Regions from separate parts of the Mus musculus genome. Here region 2 is linked to region 1. The links are chromatin loops, found by intact Hi-C in ENCODE. Cell type or tissue: left cerebral cortex. All regions are shown on one strand.

Region 1 (8,000 bases):
AACAAATTCATCTATATTCTCACAAGCATCATTGCTGTCTTTTTTTCCCCTTTCCATTCAAGGCACTTTAAAAACACCTGTGCCATTCATAGGCAACTTTTGAGCAAAAGGCAGTCAAGCTTGGGGAAGGCTGTTTAACTGATTTCCTGATGTCAGAGACAAGCTCATCTTGCTCTAAAAGTAAGATGGAGTTTGGAGCTCACGAAGAAGGCTTGCGGATTTTATGGGTCTGAGCTGATGAAATTTCCTGGCTTACCTGAGGCAGAAGAGACAACCTGATGGGTCAGCTTTTGGAGGCTCGGCAGACATTGCATACCCAAGCACTGCCTTCAGCTCCCCATGGGCAGATCCAACCAGTAGGGCCACATGTCTTGACCAGTTCCTATCTTTTCCCATAATGAAGGCTATTGGCCTCTGGCTTGGACCAACCCACCATGACAGTTTGCTCCATGCCTGCCCTGAGCCTTCCGTGAAGACAGCTCTGACCAGCAGTTAAATTGCTGAGTTGTAAGGATCTGAAGCCTGCTCAGAAGTTAAACACTCCAGGCATAGAACACAATGGGTTTTCAGAGCACTGGTCCAAGAGAATGCAAATGTATTGAAAGCGGTTTTTCTCCAGGTTTTACATAATTACCATTTATGTCTCCAGGAACTGTTTCCCCAGCCCAGTTTAGGGTGAAAGCGTTTTTTTAAAGACTTTCCCTGCAGATGACATATGAGGCACTAACCTTTTTTCATGTGCCCAGATGTTAAGTTCATTTTCATCACATTTATGCAAATTTCATTTGAACAGTAAATCAAAAGAAATCTTAAATCATCGTACACTATTTAAAAATCAACACTAAAGCCGGTTTACTCGCAGCTATCTCTAACATAAAGTCACAGCTAATGAGCTGAGCACCATAGTTCCTTTTCCCATACAATGGCTATAACAAGACCTGAGGTCCTCCACATCCTCCACATGGGAGCATTGCTACCCGTTCACTCTCAAGAGTCCAGTTTCCTCAGATTAACGATGCTCTGTACATCAAAGCCTTCCAAAAGTTTTCCAAACTTTGGGAAATCGGGGGACCCTCAGTCCAGGAGTCTGACAACCACATTAAGTGTCTATGTTAGGCCCTCCAATGCAAAACCTGGGCTCAGTGGCCATGCTTTCAGAAGCTGACTCTTTGTTGGTCAGGTTGGGGTGGGGGATGCTAATTCCTAGGGCGCCGTGTCCTGATTGTCGGGGAGCTGGGCAGAGTGCTATCATTACCAACAACTCAGCCAGGCGGGTAATGGTGAGATCAAGAGACATTTGCACCGCTATCAGGATGACATCATAGCTAAAGCAGCCTTCAGCCAAAGCCCTAGGCTCTCTTAGAGTAGAGGCCAAAGGGCTATGGGGGGAGGTGCCCCCCCCCCGCAACTCCCAGAGCTGGAAGCTGAGTCTCAGGCCCCTGCCATGCAGGGTGGTGGGCCTTGCCCACAGCCAAGTTCCCAGGCAGGCCCAGAAATGGGAAAGACAGCTGGAGTCTTCTCCAACGCAATCTACTTTCCCCCTCCATCCTGCTCACTGCAAATAATACTACTAATAATAACATAGTATGCATTTTTTTCAACAATTTGAAATTGTGAAGCCATTTCCCTGACCAGGGTGGAGCCGGCATGCCATGCCCGCAGCTACATCTCTGCTGTAGAATTGATAGCATTTCCAACCGAATTGTCAATCTGTTGGTGGTGACCCTCTCTTAGGCAAAACAGCTCTCACTCCATTTTTTTCAAGCAATAGAAACAGAGGACGCTGAAGGGGAAGGCAGACTGGAAAGGAAGCCTTCCTACTCTTGTTTTGGTTGCTTTTCTTCCTTTTAAAGCCCAGCAAAACACAGGGGCGCACACGCGAGCGCACGCACACCCTGAGACACAAACCTTAGAATAATGGGGGAGGCATTTGGCGACAAACTGCATCAGCGGCGCGGCGCGACAGGCAACCAACCCCGCTCACTCGCAGCTCAGCTCTCCAAGCCGCGGCAGCGACGGTGGCGGTGGCGGCGGCGACAGAGACCCGTCACCCTCCCAAAGAACCCCTATGCTCAACTCTCAACTGTGTCCCCAAGATCTCCTCTTCAGGCTCGCCTCAACTATGCGCGTGGCCCAGTCACCTCACCTCGCCGGAAAAGTGGAGAGACAGGGTTGGGAGTTGTGTTTAAAAAAAAAAAAAAAAACAGCAAAAAAACAAAACAAAACAAAAAGTTCCTCGAACATCCAGCCCAGCAGATGCAATTCTCCCGCCCGCTGCACACTCTCCCCGAGCCGGCCGGGCACTCGCCCCCAGCACTGCGCCCTCACCTCGGGGCGCGCGGAGGGCACCGCAGGGCACTTACTTGGCACTTGCTTTTGAGTGTGCAGGTCGTCGCGGTTTTCACTTGGGTTTTCAAATAAGTTTCAGGGAGGAAGGAGGCAAAAAAAAAAATCCAATTATGCAAATGGACTCCGGCCGGGGGAGGCGCGCGTTGAATCTGACGCTGCTACTGTATGAGTTCTTGGAGCAGCCCCGGCCCGGCAGATTTATGGGGGCGCGTCACGGCTACGCCAGGTCCCGCCGCCGGAGCATCTCGAAGTTAATTAAAGCGGTAATGTCCACTTTCCTGGCGACCCTCCGTGCGTGGGTTTACTATTTCACCCTCCAACACGACCCAGGAGGGGACACTGATGTGCCCCCCACGCCCCTCTTCTTTCTCTCTTCTTCCCCCTCTTCTGCCTCTCTCTTTCTCTCCCTCCTTTTTCCTCTCTTTAAGTCGCCTGCTTTGCACTCAGTGAACAATGAACAAAGATGTGAGTGATGGGGAAAGATCGCCCCCCTCCCAGCCCAAGCAGTGAGCGAAGCTGGTCTCAAAGTCAAAATCCAGTTGTTAAAAACTGAGAAAGAAAACCAGGGTCTCCACGCTAAGCTCCCTTTCTACACACACGTACACACGCACGCACACATATGAGCAAGCACACCCCACCCCAAGTTCACCTAAGCCCTGCCTGGAGACCTAGGGACCGTGGGGGAAAAGCCAAGGCCCCGGCGCGCGGGGATGCCCAACTCGCGGTGGACACGAGGGGACAGCAGGGACAGGGGAGCTGTGCTCGCTCCGGCCAAGATCATTTCCCGCGCCCCTCCCAGTCTACTGCCCCCACCACTACCCACCGGCCCCCTCCCAACGTCTACACCGAGAGGCCTGGCCCCACGGCCCCGCTCCGGCTGCAGCCGGCCGGATGCGCTCAGCAAACGCGGCCCCTGTCGGATTTCTGCTAAACTGCAGAGCGGCGGCGGCGACTGCCCAGAGAAGCGCAGGAGGAACCCAAGGCCAGCTCGGCGCGCACTCACCCTGCTAGCCCGCTAGTCCTAAAGCCGGTGCCCCGGGCCGCCCACCCGCGCGCACCTCAGAGGATGCACACGCACAGCGCGCTCGAGCCCCGCAGGCAGGGACCGCACGTAGCCGCCGTTATTTTCCGCTCAAGTGAAAACTAAGGCGGCTGACGAATCACGTCTCCTGCGAGGCACCCGTTAGACAAAACAATATCCTGCAAACAAAACCCGGCCACCGCTGCCACCCGCGCGCCAGGCCGGGACCCCGCCCTGCTCCTCCCAGGCCCCAGCCCCTGGCTTCTGCCCGCACCGACCCCAGCCTTCCAGGCTTGCATCCTTCCAGGAAAGAACTCGGGGACTTGAGTGTGCGCTCACCAAGAGGCGGACAAACAGGAAGGACTCACAAACCGGGAGTGAAAAATGGGGGCCACTTAACTTTCCACCTGTCCCTAGAGAAACCTTGCGGGGAATTTTCTCCGAAGAGTTGGTCTCTCTCTCTCTCTCTCTCTCTCTCTCTCTCTCTCTCTCTCTCTCTCTCTCTCCTTTTCTCTCTCTAACTTCCACAGCGCTAATTTCCACCTTCCCTCACTTCTCATACCTTCATGTATGTGGAGATAATCTATATTGTAATTGTTTGCAAAATTGCAACAGATGGGAGCATCGAGATCTGGACACTTCTACTTCTCAAAGAAAACCCTCTTTTTATTTTTATTTTTATATTATTATATTTTTGCCTAAAATACATCTCAAGTCCCGCCTACGACTGTTTTCCTTAATTCATCTTCAAATTTAAAATAAAAATGCCTTGAAGCAAACAGAAAGGCTTATTAGCGACGTTCATTCTCGCTCCAGCCTTGGGTTGGGCTGAGGATGAGCCCCCGCCCCCCCGCCCGCAGGAAAAAAAAATCTTGCTCTTCCCAGGACCACCCCCCAGTGGCCCCCTCTCCTCGATGTTACCCCACCCCCGCCCCCCTCCACACACACACTCGGCCGCACTCCTTCACTCTGATTGGCCTCACGTTTCCAGCTCGGGACTAGCCGGCTCATTTCCCTCCATAACCTGTTACTTATTTATTTATTTCTGTGTCTCAGGCCCCCGCGGGCCCCCGGGACCTGGGCCGGACTGGGGCAGGTGCTGAGGGCGACGCACGTGTATTCTGGCGCCTCTAAGGTCTCGAGGTCCTGGGATCGCCCCCCAGGCACCTCGGCCGGGCCTTGCGGGGCTCTTAGGACGCAGGAAGCCGATGCAAACACAAAATGGCAGGTCTTGGCCGCCCTCTACACCCGTAAGTTAGGCACCCCGTAAGCATCAGCTAACTTTGATTTTTTAAAAAAATAATTGCCAATTACCCCCTGATTCCGAGGTGGAGTGCAGATCGCACCACGTACGATGGCGCGACGGGGGTGGAGGGGGGAGGCGAAGGTAGCCGGGGACCGCCTCACCCCCCCCCCCCCGCCAGCCCCGGCACTGGAGCAAACGGGTAAAGTCGCTGGAGAAGTTTCCGCCGCGCAGCCTCCCCTCTCTCTCGGCTCCCCCGGCCCCCGACCCTGCGGAAAGTTTCCCCGGCCGCGAGCTGAGGCCGGGAGCGCAGGCAGGAGGCGCGGGCCGGGCTGGGTGGACGCCGGATCCCACTGGCGCGCTGAGCGCTCGACCCTGGGGACTCCCTTTCAAAGTAACGGTCCCGGGACTGGGGCTGCGGTGGGAAGGCGGCGGCCAGGGCGCGGGTCCCGCTCTCCGCCGAAGTTCTCCAGCGCCATTCGATGCCGGGTGGCCGCCTCTACTCGGTTTTTCTCCTCCTGTTTTTTTTTTTCTTCCACATACCCCCCCCCTTTTCCTCTTAACCCCCGCTGACAGCTTCTCTCGCCAACGTCACAACCACGGATATTTAATTAGACCATATTTTTTAATCGCGATGGGGTGAGAAGCAACCGGGTTACAGGCCTCGCCTGGTGGGGGGGAGGGGGAGGCGAAGGGGGGAGAGAACCACGCCAAGTGTCCAAACTCACTTTGCCACCTCCCAGAGATCAGGGCCGCCACCACCACCACCTGGCACCCGCGCGCCCCTCCACTCCGCCGCCCCCACCCCCAACCCCAGCCTCCCCACCACCTTTGTTTGCCTTACCTTAAAACATTAAACGCGGGCGTCGGGAGCAAACTCGGGCACGTAAACCGAGCGTTGTAAAAGATTGTGTTCAATGAATAATGAAACATGTCCACATGATTGACTTGATCATTTTCCGGGGCTGAGGGGGGACGGGCGCCCAGCTCGCGCGCCTCAGTCGCCCACTCGCCAGAGCCCGGCCAAGTGCTCTCAGCCCAGCCCGAGCAGGGCAGGCTCGCTTTTCATCAAGCTCATTTCAGAATCGCCCCGTTCATTGATACTCATCATCCAACCCCAGCAGACATCCCATCCCCTGCTCGGCCTCCCCCTATCTGGTAGGTGAAATGCATTGTACCATTAAAAACGCTCTCCATTGTCGCCCTGGCGTAATTCACAGCAACTAGATAGGTCTTTCAGCATTTAGCTTTGATGAGCCGGAGACTGAACCCTTGATATAATAATCTACAAAGAATGGTGTGTGGTCGTCCATTTTTTCTCTCTGTCTAGCAACTAAGAAACCATTTAACACAGCGCAGCTTGCTTCTGACCTTGAGCTCATGTAAACACACTTATTAAAATCTATCTATTCTCCAAGAGCTACATTCTGATTGTCAGACTCGTTACGGAGACATACATCAGCCCCTTCGCTTGTCACTACTTTGCATTCCTGCCTTTAACTAAAGAATTTTTTATCCAGCCGAGAGGCAGAGAGCGATTGCCACGGAGAGAGAGGAGAGAGAGAGACGCGGAAAGGGGGAGAGGAAAACGCGTAATTCTTACCTGCTCCTCAAACTATTTAAAGTCTGTTTCTTTTCTGGGGTGAAAAAAAAAACTCCCGGGTGAATCTCGGTGGACAGCGGGACGTGGAGAATCAGTCACAGCCCGGGCGTTTAAGGGAGTCATCAGCGATCAAATGACGTTGATCCGCGCTGTAACCTTGTGGCGTATTTAATGTAAATAAGGCCGTTATGTTGCCAATCGCCGCGATACAAACACCGAGAGGTCCTCAGCCTCGCCTCCCGCGCCTGCCATTAGAGGCGACTTTATTTACAGACACTATTTAGGAGATCATGATAATTCTAAAACAATACTAGTGCCAAATGATTATGAAAATATGATTTTAATTAATCACGTAGTAGGCAAGGAAATTAGCATACGGTAATTAAACTTCGAGAAAAACGTCATGCAGGTTCTCTGCCTTATGGGTCCAGAATAATCATCGCGGTGGGCTCCGAGACTTAATTACGAAACAAAATAACTTTTTTAAAGGCAACTTTGCAAGGCTGGTCCTCCAGGCGAACGTTTGGGTAAATAATACAAGCCAAGGTATCAAAGTGGGCATTTCAGTGATGGAGAGGGGAAAGATGGGGGGGAAGCCGAATAATGCAATTAAGAATTCTCTGTCCTAGAGTTGACAAAAGCGGGTGCCTCAAAAGCCTCTTTGTTATGGGATTATATAATGATCCTGGTGTCATTATGGAGAGAGAGAGAGAGAGAGAGAGAGAGAGAGAGAGAGAGAGAGAGAGAATTCAATAATAATAAAAGAAGTATGCAGAGACACCAACAAGCAGCTTGCTTTTAAAGAAAGGCTGTCATGTGGCATTGGGTGTACTGAGAGGAGGACAAGGTCCTACAGAGTTGACAAATAAAGGAGATGAGTGAGGAGAGAGAGAGAGAGAGAGAGAGAGAGAGAGAGAGAGAGAGAGAGAGAGAGAGAGAGAGAGAGAATGAGAATGAGGCCTGTGCTGTGCACCGTTAAGAAGGGATGAAGAGAGATCGATTATACAAAATACCCAGCCACTGAGGCACTTAAGCACTGATTCAGGTAACGCAGGTTCCAACTTGTCCGAACTAAGTTCTCCTTCAAGATGACTAGAGGATTTTAAACTCCCGGGCACCACCACAATACATCAAACGCAAAGATACAGAAAAGCTCTCGCCAGCTGCCCACCACCCCTTCAGTTTCAGCGGAAGGATCCACTCAGATGCAAGCAGCAGTTCTAGAGCGAGGGCAAGGTTCAGAAACTTGGAGGAGCTACCAGCATCCGGCCTGGTGGGGTAGCTGCACCAGCTCTAAGAAGCTACTGGCAGTGGGCACTGGCCTGGTCACTGCTGCGGATCCTAAACCGGCTCTAGAGAAAGCCAGTATCATTCTCTTTCTCTCCCTCCCTCACTCTCTCCCTCCCTCTCCCGCTCTTGCATCTTTACACCCCTCCTTTCTGGCTAGGAAAACCTGGAACTGATGGCAAGCTAGTTCTTTGAGACTCTTAAAGGCCTAAAGAGTGTCAAGAGTGCATGAATTAGACCATGTTAGAGTGCATGAATGTATGTATGTATCTTCTGCCACCACCACCACCCCCCCAAAAAAGTTTAGGAATGAATTATTCTCCAATCTGATGTGCTTAAAATTCTATCTGGAGAAATACAAGGTTTGGGGTGGGGTTTTTTCCCCCTTTATTCTGTAGAAATTATCAAGGATAGCACTATCTCTGTGGGAGTGGAGTTGGAGTTCTTTATTTCAGTTCTTCCTGGATCGACTGATTATATTCTGTGGTCTTTTGAAC
Region 2 (8,000 bases), 210 kb before region 1:
CCCAACAGAAGATGAGCCCTGTGGAGTTACACTATGGCCAGGGTGACTTCTGGGATGGGAACAGACTTTCCTTCATGATGACCAACTACCTGACATAAATAACCAAAGGGAGGAATTGTTTCTTTTGGCTCAAGATAGCTCAGAGAGTTCAGCCCAGCATGGAGAGAGAGCATGGTAGGAAACCATGGTTTACATAACAGAAGCCAGACGTCAGAGAAAGGGGATGTGCAGGAAGAAGCCCTAGCAAGAGGTAACTGCAAGGACACACCTCTAGTAACCTTCATGAAATCAGGCTCTACCTCTTACCTATGCCACTTCTTGCTGTAGAAAATGTTCCTCCTAGCAATAACTGTCACTTCTAACACATCAGCTGTGCTTACTTGAAAAGCCCATCAAACATATGGGGCTGTGGCACTCCCTTAAAGACTGTATTGGAGGGTCATTGAGCCCTCACTTGAGTTTCCAGTCACCCCTCCCAGCCTTTTGTATATGATTCTGTACTAAGTGCCTTTGACCTCAGGGCCTCAGGAGGTACTAGAGAATACAGATCAAGGAAAGTTAATTGCAGAGGGTCTCTACCTCTGCATGACTATGGGGAAGCCATCTTTAATGCCAAGCAAAGACTTTCCCCAGTGGGACTGCTTTGGTGTCACCCATGCTTCTGTGAGTGACTCCTCCTTCATGCTCTGGAAATGAAGCCAGACAAACACACAGTTCTCCAGGGTGAACTTAGGTAGAATTGCACTTTGGTTTGTCACATGGACGGTATAAGGAGCAGGGAGACACTATTTACATTTACCCAGGGAAAGAATTCTTGACACACCTCTCACCAATCCCAGTGTGATATGAATCCACAGAGGGTTAAAAATCAGAGCCTTCAGAATCCAATCACTCACAACCCACTAGCTGGCAACTCCCCCACCCCGCCCCCCACTCTCTCTCTCTCTCTCTCTCACACACACACACACACACACACACACACACACACACACACACACACAGGATATGGTAGTCCGGTTCATGTTCAAATCATTCCAATGGTGCTGGGGAGGGAAAGAAGCAGTGGAAGAAGATAGGAGACCTGAGAACATGAACACTGGAAGGGATCTCACTCTTTACCACTACCCAACCCAACTCCAAAGTGAAGTCCACAGAAGCAGGAAGAGTGCTGTTCTAGCAGCCCAGCAACATGGCTGGAACTAGGACCAGGGCTAGTTTCAAGGTGAACTGTGAGCTTCTGCTGTGAACTACTGTCTTTTCTTTTCCTTTGTTGTTGTATTATTGTTTGGGGGTTTTGTTATGTAAACCGGGCTGGCTTTGCTGAAAGCTGGGTTTAAAAGCATATGCTACCACATCCAGTTTCTTGTGTGTGTGTGTGTGTGTGTGTGTGTGTGTGTGTGTGTGTGTGTGTTTGTGAACCTCTGTGAATATACAGAGATCAGAGGACAGCTTGCAAAGATCAGTTTTCTCCTTCCACCATGTGGGTTCTAGAAACAGAACTCATGCTTACATGCTTGGCTGCAAGCACCTTTACCCACTGAACCATTTGGCTATCCCAAAATGGTTCTTAAATGTTAGAAGAAGAAAAAGAAGAGGAAGAAGAGGAAGAAGAAGGAGGAGGAGGAGGAGGAAGAGGAAGAGGAAGAAAAGGAGGAGGAAGATGAACAAGAACAAAAAGGAGGAGGAGGAGGAAGAGGAAGAGGAAGAAGAAGAAGAAGATGAACAAGAGGAAAAAGGAGGAAGAGGAAGAGGAGGAAGAAGAGGAAGAAGAACAAGAAGAGAAAGAAGAAAAAGGAGGAGGAAGAAGAGGAGGAGGAGGAGGAGAAGAAGAAGAAAATCAAGAACAAGAAGAAAAAGGAAGAGGAGGAAGAGGAGGAGGAGGGGAAGGAGGAGGAGGAAGAGGAACAAAAGAAAAACAGTGTATTTGACTCTGACTCCAGTCAGGCCTGTGATGTTGCATTTCATGAGAAGAAAAAGCGCCAAGGAACAGAAACTGCAGATAGTGTCTGTTTGCACAGGTCACCTATGAGTCCTTGTGTAGTTCCTGCCCCCACAGAAGGACAACATCATCCACCACAACAGTGCCTTCTGCTAGCCTGCCACAGGGGTGTTATACAGGCCACATCCTCTGGCCCAGAACTCACCCGAGTCCCTGTGATCAGGTGTGCACAGTTTCTAGGTAAAGAAAGGTCAGTGTGAGTCAAATGGACAAAGCTAGTGCCAGCAAGCATACATCCCAGTATGAAGTCATGCCATTACTCAGGGGCTCTTACTTAGGATCCCAGTGACAGGTTCGCAGGCAGTGCACAGTCTGCCAGTTGCCCGGCTCATGAGTCAGTGGCGAAAATGACAGTGTGGACAGAGACTAAGAGACAAGTTTCAGAGCCTCCTCTCTGTCCCACGTGTAGACACACCAGCCTTTCTGTGATGCTCACTCAAAAAAAAAACCATGTCAAGGCAGCCCTGCCAAGGTGCCCAGCTCCTCTGAGACCTGTGCTTCTCCTGCTTTCCACTCCCTGCCTTTCAAGAGGCTTCCTCGGAAACCAGACTCTCTTCCAGTACCTTCCTGTGGGTGTGCTTTATGGCCAAGGAGAGAGGACCACAGCTAGGGGCAAGTCAGTGTGCTGTGATTTCAATGTGGAATGTCCCTCCAGCTTGGTACCCAAGCAGTGATGGAGTTCTGGGTGGTTGTAGAACCTTTAGGAACTGAAGTCTTGCTGGTAAAGACGATGCTGGAGGAGAGCCTTAAAAGTTTCTGTCCAGCCTCACTTCTGGCCAGAACCCCCACATGTTCAGTATTATGTGAGAAGCCAGCATAGCAAGCTTCCTTAGCCAAGGACCAAGTCACTTCACCCACCATACCTTCCCTGCTATGATGCGCTATACCTTCTGAACCCGGCTTCAGGGTAAATAAGACTCTCTCCCCTTAAGTTGCTTCTGTTGGATATGCCATGAGAATAAGGACAGAGGTAACTAATATTTCATTTCTGCCTGCTACTGGCATCACCAAGACTGGTTAGGCTCTACAGAGGGAACGAGCTATTCCTCTCTGCTCAGTAAGTTGCTGGCAGCCAGACGAGGAGATGCACACCTGTAAGCCCAGCACTCAGGAGGTGAGGCAGGAGGATGGAGCGTTCAAGACCAGATTGGCCTATTAAAATAAATAGTCACTTAGGTAACTCCTTAACCCTTTAGGATGTAAGGGCACAAACAGGACAGCAGGAAAGTCCTGGAGCAATGACACCTGTCTTCCAGATGTCCACCTCGATCCACATCATTTGACAGATCCTAGACTGTGTGTGAGCCTCTGTGGGCTACAATTGCTCCCTCTTTCCTCACCTTTGCATCCCCAATATATATTGCTCAGCATCCAGAACCTACTTAGTGCTTCATCCTCCCCTAAGTAAACAGATGAATTAATGACTGAACACGGGCACATGCTCTATAAATGAACGAATGGGTGGAAGAGCAGCCTAGGGCAGCGGCCTCCCTCACTCCAGAGCAAGGCCATTTCAGAGGGTTCAGACCTGGCTTCGAATGGCACAAACCAGGCCAAGACTCCTCCCTCACCTGGGATTATGATATCACGACATGGTCCAGATGGAAGATCATTTCCACCATTATGGATAATAAACAAACGAACAAACAAGACAAAGCAGCTTTATCAAAATCTTAAATATTTTTACTGATAAAGACAACACTATATCTGACTTGTTCTTCAAGGAGAGCGACCACTGTCCACTTTGATACTGAGCTCACCAATGGGCAAGTTGGAAAAGCTCCAACGTGCTTCTCAGGATGACAGGGGAAGCAGAGGGAAGCGGCACACCACACTCAAGGGCCACCGAGCTTAGAGTGCCAACACACTGCCTACATGCCGCTTTAATAAGGGTAACACTGTGATGGGGCCCTGCTTCCTTATGCATCTGATGGCTTTGAACCTGAGTCTGGACACAAGGGAAAAAAAATGGGTGGAGTGTCAACCAGGATTCCATTTGTATGAGACACCTCTATGAGAGACTGAATGCTTCCCTCTGTGGACTATCCTAGACCTGTCGCAAGGAAGCAGGATTTCTCAGGCAGATGCACTGCCTCACAAGGATTGTGAAAAATGGCCCAGATCCTTGGAAGCATGTGACAAGGTACTATAACCAAGGCCACCCATGTCACACTTCCTTAGGACGCTCACTGGAGAGAACACTCTCTTCTCCAGCGCTCTTCATCTTCAGGGGGAAGCCCCTCCCACCTGCCCCACCCCTGCCACGTGTAGTGGTGGGCAGCAGAGCCAAGGAGTCAGCTTGTGCTGTGTCTCTCACTTCTCTCAGACACATGTCACATGTCACACAAGAGCCCCAAGGGTCCCACAAGAAGCTAAACCCTCACTTTCTCTTGGTAAGGAAAATGCAAACAGAATGCCAGCTGAATTGCACCCAGACAGCTCCCCTTGATTTCAGCACAGCTCCTGGTGAAGCCCCAGCCACCCACCAGGTAGCTACAGACAAAGTTTAGACACTCATTGCTTTAGGACACTAGTGTTTCCTTTGAAGATGCAAATCGGGTCAAGAGTGGTATCAAATCTGTATACTTTGACCCTATTTGTCATGAGCCTAGCCACTGAATTCTAGATCCTGCCTCCCCAGGGAATTTAAAGAAAGGCATCCTTCCACTACATTAATGGGCCTTGTTTTTCCAAGGTGTCTCTATACTTAGCTAGAACAATTGAGCAAAGGCAAGAAGTAACCTACAACATCAAATAAACAAGTGGAGAGGCAGCCGGGACAGTAAGTGGTCCCCTGACAAAGCCAACTTAAGCCTGATCTGTCTCTAGAATTAACCAGGGCAGTGCAGAGGGAAAGCCCGCACTTTAGCTATGCGAGTCCCAGAGGAGGGGCCTCAGCCTACTCAGGTGCTTGGATGCTCAAGATATGCCCAAGGAAAAAAAATCCCCCAATTCTACCCAAGTGCTGCTCCTCTGAGCTCCGCGGGGAGGGTCTGTGGCTTTCTGAGAAGGGCCTTCCAGATGGCGCCTAGATGCGGCTGTGCCAGACTCCACAGCTTAAGTAAATGTTGCCACCATCCCATCCTGCCAGAAAAAGGCAAGGGAGACCCTCAGCTCCTCTCAGCTGCAGCCACGATCATTCCTGGGGAGATCAAAGCCCCCACCACCTGCCTGCCCACCCTCCTCAATCCATTCATCTTGGAGGGCTCTTCTGTGTACTCTCTAGTCACTGCCAGCCATTTTCCTTCCAGGCCATGCTTAGCGTGTCAACAAGGGTGGGAAATGCCTGTTGGATACCCACATGGGTGGTGAGGTCCTGGGAGGGTGACCAGGAGACCCCAGGTTTACAGATGGCACAAGTTTCAGTGCTGTCACCATTAGTTAGGTGAGTGCCCAGAGCTGACAGTCCATCTCCAGGAGTATTTCAAACTCTTACCCTCAACGCTTACATATAGCTCCACAGTCAAAAATCTTCACTGACTTCGCAGGACACACTGCTCCTACAAAGTGGCACCAAGAATGTTGCGTTCTAGCCGGGTGGTGTTGGCACGTGACTGTAATCTCATCACTCAGTAGGCGGAAGCAGGTGGATCTCTGAGTTCGAGTCTAGCCCATTCTACAGAGCTGGTTCCAGGACAGTCAGGGCTACACAGAGAAACTCCGTCTCCCTCCCCTCCGCCCACCCCACCCCCACAAAAAAAAGTTGAGTTCTCAATGGATTCTACATTTTTCATCTTGAGATCCCCAAATATCCTGGGGAGTCTAGAGTCTGGAATTGGTGGAATATTCCATAGTAAAACTGAGGACTCAAAATTTAGCCTTGCTCCCAAGCTTCCCAAAGGTCACATGAAATTTGGGCCTCCAAGGGGTAAATTAAGGTACATTCCAGCCTTCCTTTCCAGAAGAAAATGTATTTCTTGTATGCAAGGTGCAAAGCAACCCAAAGAAGGGATTCAAAGGATAGGCTACCTGATGAAGACCAGGGTGGGGTGAGCAGGAGGACCCCCCCAAGGACCCTGTACACAGACGCTGCACCAGTTCAGCACAGGTAAAGTCAACCTGGTGGGTGGAATTTCCTACCGACCTAAAGACAACCGCGAATGGGTAAAAGGCAATTCTTCCTATGCCTGCGTCTGGACAAACTTAACTGTGCTCGTTTTTTCCAAGCTAACCGTTTAATCCTTTCCTCCACTGTCACCTGCCCTTTGCTCTTCCGTGTTTTACTTGTGACCATTGATTGCTCAATTGGGTGAGCACCGTGGAGCACCTTGGGTGTCTCACATATCCATGGGCTGGAGCACACCAGGGGGGAGAGAGGGGATCACCACAGGGCGCCCAGTCTGCATACTGGTAAACTGAGCCCATCATCTGAACATTGGCTGGGCTTCGAGCAAGCATAGGCCTAGAATCTAATCAGCTGTACCCCAAATGGTGTCCACAAACTGTAAAGAGTGTAGAGGAGGCTGAAGGCCTCCAGAATCTCTTCTGCCATACTTCCGATGGGAAGACTGTCAGAGCTAAGGGCATTTTTCTCTGGCTGGGTTGCTAAGGGACAGCCAGCATGCAGCCTCAAAGGAAGCAGGGCTTACAGTCCCCATTCGAGGGGGCCAAGTGTGACAACAGAAGCCCCTGAGTGTCACCATATTGTTTGCAAATAGTTGCTGCTAAACACAAAGCGATGAGAATCCACCTTGGGATGGGAAGCTGATTCCAAAACGAAATATTGGGAAGCATTGGGCTCCCATGGGAGAAAGGAGATGAAGTGACAGCCAGTGAGTGACTGTCAGCTGACATCATAAGCTGCTCCAGGAAAGTGGACCACCTCAGGACCATGAGCTAAAGGCTAAGGGAGGATGCCCAGGCCTCTGACTCTTGGCCTCTCTGACATTCCCCAGGAGTCTCAACCAGTGGATCCATCCAGGCAGGAGGCCACCAAATCATCAACTTTGGAGGAAGGACCTTGGCCAGCGTCTGCCTGGGCACTGCTTCGGCACACACAGGCTGGGCCTCCGTAAATCTCCACAAACACAGTGGCCGCCTGCACATGCTCCCACGGCGGGGACGGAAGGGCTGCATATGGTGTACAGCTTTAACAGCTGAGCTTTAAAAAAAAAATAGTGCAGCTTTTCAAATCCATGAATCTGGGGTTGGGGTGGGGGTCCGGAGTCAGGGTGGAGGAAAAGAAGAAGCTGACGGGCATAGGAGTGAGCCCCTTGTATGAAATTTTATTATTCAGGGAATTTCATCCTACCTCCCGTTCAAAGGTCCCTTTGCAAAATGACACAGCGCTGCTTCCTGCCTGCCATCCATGAGCTTACTCATCTTCAAGTTTCTAAAGGCATCTACAAATGACTTTTTAAAATGGAAAACGAAAGTGTCTCATCTATCTATGAGGGAGTGGCACCCATGCTCTCCCATGGGCTAAACATTCTTAAGGCAGTTTATAAATGGAACAATTGTTCCCCCAAAGTTGGGACCTACAAGAGGTCAGTTGCCGCCATGCCTTGGGGGGCACCCTTTAGCTCCCCTCCTGGAGGTAGAACGTGGTGACAAAGGTGGCAGAGCCTGATCCCCTCGCAGTTTTCCTGGAATGGCCTCTCAACTTTTGCTTTCTGTTTCCTCTGCTGCTAATGACTGGCCCTGGCTCTGCAGCCAGCTCCGCTCTCCCCCCCTCCCAGCCCCCTGTTGCTGCAGCCATCCCCGAGCTCCAGTATAAAGTTTGGCTTTTGCAGCAGGAAGCAGCTGGGCCAAGCAACCAGCGAATGATAATGACCTCAGAAATCTGCTGTTCGCTCGGCAACAATAGGGTGCTCAGTCTACTGGAAAATTGTGTTCATCAGCTAACTCTGCTCAGTTACTAATTGACATTGCCAAATATTTTAAGAACAATTGGAATGCACAAGCAAAAAAAAAAAAAAAAAGAAAGAAAGAAAAAAAAGAAAAAAAGGAAAAAATTTTTTAAAAGAAAAGAAAGAAAGAAAAGGGGAGGGAGACCTTAATC

What was found. Hi-C counts contacts between places; a loop is a spot of excess contacts. Peaks named below come from ENCODE experiments on the same cell type or tissue, not always from the same donor. Only the 100,000 strongest peaks of a DNase experiment are listed, where the experiment ranks them.
Region 2: a loop joins it to region 1, with 3 times the contacts of the local background. A loop is called at or near these places in 3 of 42 quality-filtered maps.

What each region holds. Positions count from the first base shown.
Region 1 is chr7:37,767,233-37,775,232 of GRCm38, forward strand. It overlaps Zfp536 (zinc finger protein 536), which reads right to left and starts at 2,520. Exons shown (of 6, transcript NM_172385.2): 1 at 2,364-2,520. In left cerebral cortex, a CTCF peak has its summit at 3,271; DNase peaks (open chromatin) are centred at 1,951, 2,524, 2,805, 3,336 and 4 more places; H3K4me3 peaks cover 5,744 bases; H3K27ac peaks cover 4,167 bases.
Region 2 is chr7:37,555,752-37,563,751 of GRCm38, forward strand. All of the region lies in intron 4 of Zfp536 (zinc finger protein 536), which reads right to left. Among named protein-coding and RNA genes, the nearest start is that of 4930505M18Rik, 110 kb to the right of the region's middle. In left cerebral cortex, no CTCF peak of the experiment used is centred here; DNase peaks (open chromatin) are centred at 4,144, 7,017 and 7,727; H3K4me3 peaks cover 421 bases; H3K27ac peaks cover 1,150 bases.